Regions from separate parts of the Homo sapiens genome. Here region 2 is linked to region 1. A link is an interaction called in ENCODE POLR2A ChIA-PET data of the cell type or tissue named here. Cell type or tissue: Panc1. All regions are shown on one strand.

What was found. ChIA-PET counts read pairs that join two places held together with the same protein. Peaks named below come from ENCODE experiments on the same cell type or tissue, not always from the same donor. Only the 100,000 strongest peaks of a DNase experiment are listed, where the experiment ranks them.
Region 2: POLR2A ChIA-PET joins it to region 1 with 6 read pairs; 2 of 35 experiments call an interaction of 5 or more read pairs at or near these places.

What each region holds. Positions count from the first base shown.
Region 1 is chr1:236,533,579-236,536,078 of GRCh38, forward strand. All of the region lies in intron 2 of LGALS8 (galectin 8), which reads left to right. Among named protein-coding and RNA genes, the nearest start is that of LGALS8-AS1, 10 kb to the left of the region's middle. RefSeq lists a silencer at 2,331-2,500. In Panc1, no CTCF peak of the experiment used is centred here; no DNase peak of the experiment used is centred here; H3K27ac peaks cover 2,449 bases.
Region 2 is chr1:236,413,560-236,416,059 of GRCh38, forward strand. It overlaps EDARADD (EDAR associated via death domain), which reads left to right. Exons shown (of 6, transcript NM_145861.4): 3 at 701-740. Among named protein-coding and RNA genes, the nearest start is that of EDARADD, 21 kb to the left of the region's middle. In Panc1, no CTCF peak of the experiment used is centred here; no DNase peak of the experiment used is centred here.

The DNA of each region.
Region 1 (2,500 bases):
CCACCTTCGCCTCCCAAAATGCTGGGATTACAGGTGTTAGCCACTGCGCCTGACCCCCATTTTTTTTTTTTTTAAAGATGTTGAATTGGTCAGGGTTTGTAGTTACAAGCAACAGAAGCCAACTCTTTAAGCAGAAAAGGAATTTGCTAAATGATAGTGCAGAGTTCTCAGAATCTCTAGCAGGATGAAGAACCAGGCTTGGAGAATAGGTAGCCACAGATACACAAGCATACTGTAGGACGGTTCCCATGAAGAGGCATCTGTTGTCACCACTGGACACAGATGGTACTGTGTCTCTGCTACTCTACCAATGCCACTGCTGTCTCTGACCCCAGATGTAGCTCCCTCTGACCCTGGATGCAGCTCCCTCTGACCCTCGATATAGCTGCCCCTGACCCCGGATGTAGCTGCCTTTGACCCCAGATGTAGCTTTCTCCAAACCCAGATATAGCGGCTGCCCCCTTGCCAGAGTGAATACTGCGTCATTGTGGCTTCTTCTTGTCACTGGTTCTTACTTAAAAGCTGAGCTGGAAGTTCTAATGGGCAGTTTTGTCACCTGCTCTTACCTTGTTGCAGTCTAGATGAGGTCTAATGTTCATAAGCTAGGGGATTTTCAGATATGGAAAGGGATACCAATTTTCAGCAGCCAAATAGAGTATCACATTTTCACTCCATGTTTCCTGGGTGTCTGTTATGTTTCCTGGGTGTCTGACTCTTAGGCTTCTTTCAAGCTGCAGTCTGCCTAATAGAGAGCCTTGCATTTAATCATCAAAAAGGCAAAGCAATATGAATCAGCAAGGGTGTTTTGGGAAATAACAGCAAACCTGACTGTGGCGTAAGCTTGTGGTATTGTCTCCAGTGTGATCAGATCTGTATTTTAATTTTTTAAATGTAAATTAATAATGATCTGTGAATCACCAAAGTAGCTTGGAGTAGCCTAGAAAACAATGTATGTCCTCCGTTTTCACAGAAGCCACATAGTCGTGGGTTAAATGAGTCAGCGGCAGGGCACTGTGTCTCATAGTTAAAAAAAAAAAAAAGTATTACTGAAGTAATGCAGGATCTTTTCTGAAGTAGAAGGCATGATGAACCCAGAAAACTAAAGCAGCAAGTGGCCACCGTTCTTAGCATAGTTGTTTCTCAAACTGGAACAACCTATAAACAGTTGTGAACAAGGTATTAGAAGTGATGGGGGCCGGGTGCGGTAGCTTCTCCCAAAGCTCATTACCTCCCAAAGCAACCCCAGTACTTTGGGAGGATCACTTTGAGCCCAGGAGTTCCAGACCAGCCCGGCCAACATGGCAAAACCCCATCTCTCTAAAAGTACAAAAAATTAGCTGGGCATGGTGGCACATGCCTGTAGTCCCAGCTACTTGGATGGCTGAGGCAGGAGAATCGCTTGAACCCGGGAGGCAGAGGTTGCAGTGAGCTGAGATCACGCCACTGCACTCTAGCCTGGGGGACAGAGTGAGACTCTGTCTCAAAAAAAAAAAAAAAAAAAAAAAAGTGATGGGAATAGATTGTTTTGTCTCAAAAAGCTCTTTCCAACACTAAAATGAAACATATAATTAAAAATATTTTTCTGGCTATAGAAATATCGATGCTTATTATAGACATCTGCAAAGTATGAAAATATATGAAGAAAAAAATTAAAATCCCATCATCCCCCATGAAAACTATTGTTATCATTTTTGTCTGATTTCTTTAGTGTTTCTCTTTTTCTTTTTTTAATTTTTAATTTTTTTGAGTATGTAGTAGGTATATCTATTTATGGGGTATATGGCATATTTTGATACAGGATACAGTGTGTATTAGCAAGGTTTTCTTTTTAATGTTTATATTTATTTAGTTGAGATCATACTATATATGGCTCTATAGATTACTTTCTCACTTATATTACTAACTTGTGTTATTAAATATTCTGCATAAAGATAATTTTAAGATGAAATTTGATGTTATAAAAACTTCTCATTTTATTAAGAGATTAACGCTATGAAACCTGCTGCTATATATTCTTGGAACCAGCTGTGACCCAAAAGATCAATGTAGGGATGTAGGTCCTTCCCCATTCTCTACACACAAAATCAGATACTCTGATGTGCAGCTGTAGCCCCAGTCTACACTGTCTGTTGTATTTTTTGTTTTCTGGTGTCATGTGCCTCCCACCCTGCTCCTAGCAATTGCCATGACAACAAATAGATAATTGGCTTCCGTAATTTCTCATCTTATTGCCTAAGGCAACAGAGAGCTTGTGGGCTCAGCTTGCGGTTCAGCAGCTGCTTTGTTGCCTCTCCTCTGTATGTGTGAGGCCTGCCAGAGCCCACTTTCCAGACAGGTGAGAGTTCATTCATTCACCATGCAGTTACCGATCGTCTCTTGACCTGTGTCCTGGGGAGGTAAAGGTGATGAGCCAGTTCTGCCCCATGCAGCTCACAGTCTAGGCAAAGCTACATGCAAACAAACAGAATCCAAAGTGCTATCATGAACCCTCTGAGAGGGG
Region 2 (2,500 bases), 120 kb before region 1:
TTTCATTCCTCTCATGGACGTTTTCAGAAATGGCTACATTGTTTAGTCTGAAATAAGTTTCCGGAACTTTAGATATCGGCATGTAAGTATGAATAAATGAAAAGAAATATATGTGATTGTGAGAACATTTGCTATTTTGAATTCCTGTAACAGTATTACTCTCAACTGATGCATTGAGGAACTGTGCTGAATTCTGCATAATTACTGATTTTTAGATCTTTGTGCAGTCAGTAGGGAAGGGATCTTTTGAATCATCCTGTCTCAGTCGACCCAGGCCAGAGCTCTGCAATAGTGAGTACTGCCCAGAACACATGCTTATTGACCCCAGTGACTATTGCAGAAACGGTGAGAAGAAATGCATCTGTCCTCATAATTCATGACAACAAATGCTCCTCAATTGTAAACTGCAGGAGGCTAGCACTGCAGAAAAGAGAGGAAGTGTAGTTTCGTGGTCCAAGCTGTGGAAATTTGGAAGCCTTATTCTGTTTCATGTTCCAGCATTAACCTCTTGTCAACCTTGATTTCATTCCTGTCGACTGAGAATAAACACAATCAATGGATAAGGCCAGTTGATAAGTTTGAGGTTAAACATTTTCAAGTTTTTAATTGAAGTCATAACTTTCCCAAGACAAAGCTTTCTTTTCACTTTGATCTTACATGGCATTTAAAAATAATTCTCCTCTTTTGTTGGTTTCTACAGTCAGACAAATATCCCATTCAAGATACGGAACTCCCTAAAGGTATGTACAGTTAAAATAACTACTTGAACATGTGATTATTTTAATATTGTGAACAAAGCACTAGTCGACCTAATTTTTCATTATTTAAAATTGTAAAGTAGAAACATGCCCATAGATTAGCTCGTGACTTGTGACATAATTGTCTCAGAAATTAATTTTTTTCTTTTTTAAATAGTATCTTTTAACCTTGCAATAGAAATGAATTTTCTTATTAAAAACTGTAAATTATTCCATAACAAATTATGCGTTAAATTCCTGTGGTGTTTTTAACAGGCATAAAATGAAGACAGCTGGGACTTTGGGTTGCAAAGGGAGAGAAATCTAACACTAATTTGTTTAAAAAGCGGGAACTGGCCAGGCGCGGTGGCTCGCACCTGTAATCCCTGCACTTTGGGAGGCCGAGGCAGGTGGATAGCCTGAGGTATGGTGTGGGCGTGGTGGCAGGCACCTGTAATCCCAGCTACTAAGGAGGCTGAGGCAGGAGAATCGCTTGAACCTGGGAGGCAGAGGTTGCAGTGAGCCAAGATCGCACCACTGCACTCCAGCCTGGGCAACAAACTCCATCTCAAAAAAAAGAAAAAAAAAGTGGGAACTTGCTGACTTTGGGGTCTTTGGGCCCTGCTGCATCCAAGCATCTAAGTGAGGCTGTCAGGCTGAGTCCATCTCATGGCTCTGTCTTCTTCCATGTTGGCTCCATTCTTGGGCAGGATTTCCCCCCGTGGAGGGAAAGATGATTACTAGCGCCTCTTGCTTTAGATGGCGTTCTCAAGGTGGTGGAGGAAGAGGGAGCCTTTCCACCAGCACGGATAGCACAATTTTAGAGATGATTGTGATTGTGGCAGTTCAGGTCATGTGGCCATCCTTAAATCAGCTATTGTCATCAGGAGGATGGAGGACATTGGCCAGGTCTGAGCCTTGAGATCGGGTCGGGGAGGAGGGTCATGGAGTGGATTTTGCCCAAACCACTGTTCTGTGGCTAGACAAAGGGGTGAGGGATGCTTGTTAGGCCCAAAAGCAAACTAAAAAAGCTATCTTTGATAACCCATACACTTATGCTTTAGGCATGGTGCAGACCATAGGGGTGGCTAGACCCTAGCCTTCCATAACCTCTCCTGCTGGGTGGTCAGCAGGGCTATGTTCCTTTTTTATTATTATTATTTTTTGAGACAGAGTTTCACTCTTGTTGCCCAAGCTGGAGTGCAATGGCTCAATCTTGGCTCACTGCAACCTCTGCCTCCCGGGTTCAAGCGATTCTCCTCCCTCAGCCTTCCAAGTAGCTGGGATTACAGGTGCCTGCCACCACACCCGGCTAATTTTGTATTTTTAGTAGAGGCGGGGTTTCACCATGTTGGTCAGGCTGGTCTTGAACTCCTGACCTCAGATGATCCACCTGCCTTGGCCTCCCAAAGAGCTGGGATTACAGGCATGAGCCACCCACTGCACCTGGGCCCTGTGTTCCTTTATGGAGGCCAAGTTGCAGGTTGTCACAGTGGGGCCTCTACCTTGTAGTCTGCTGACAATCCAGAGATGAGGGGTGGGATGGGGTGGAGTTGGGGACAATCAGATCTGACTAGTTTCAGAGATGGCAGGGGCACCTGGCATCCTGGTCACCATGGAGGGGTAGGCCTGCCCAGCACGCACTAACGTGAGTCTCCCCAGCAGTTCTCATGGTAGTGGATAATCGTAGAGAGATCCCCAGGGCCAACCTGTCCAGAGTTTGGCCAAAGCTCTCCTCCTCTTCTCCCCCTACTATTCCAGAC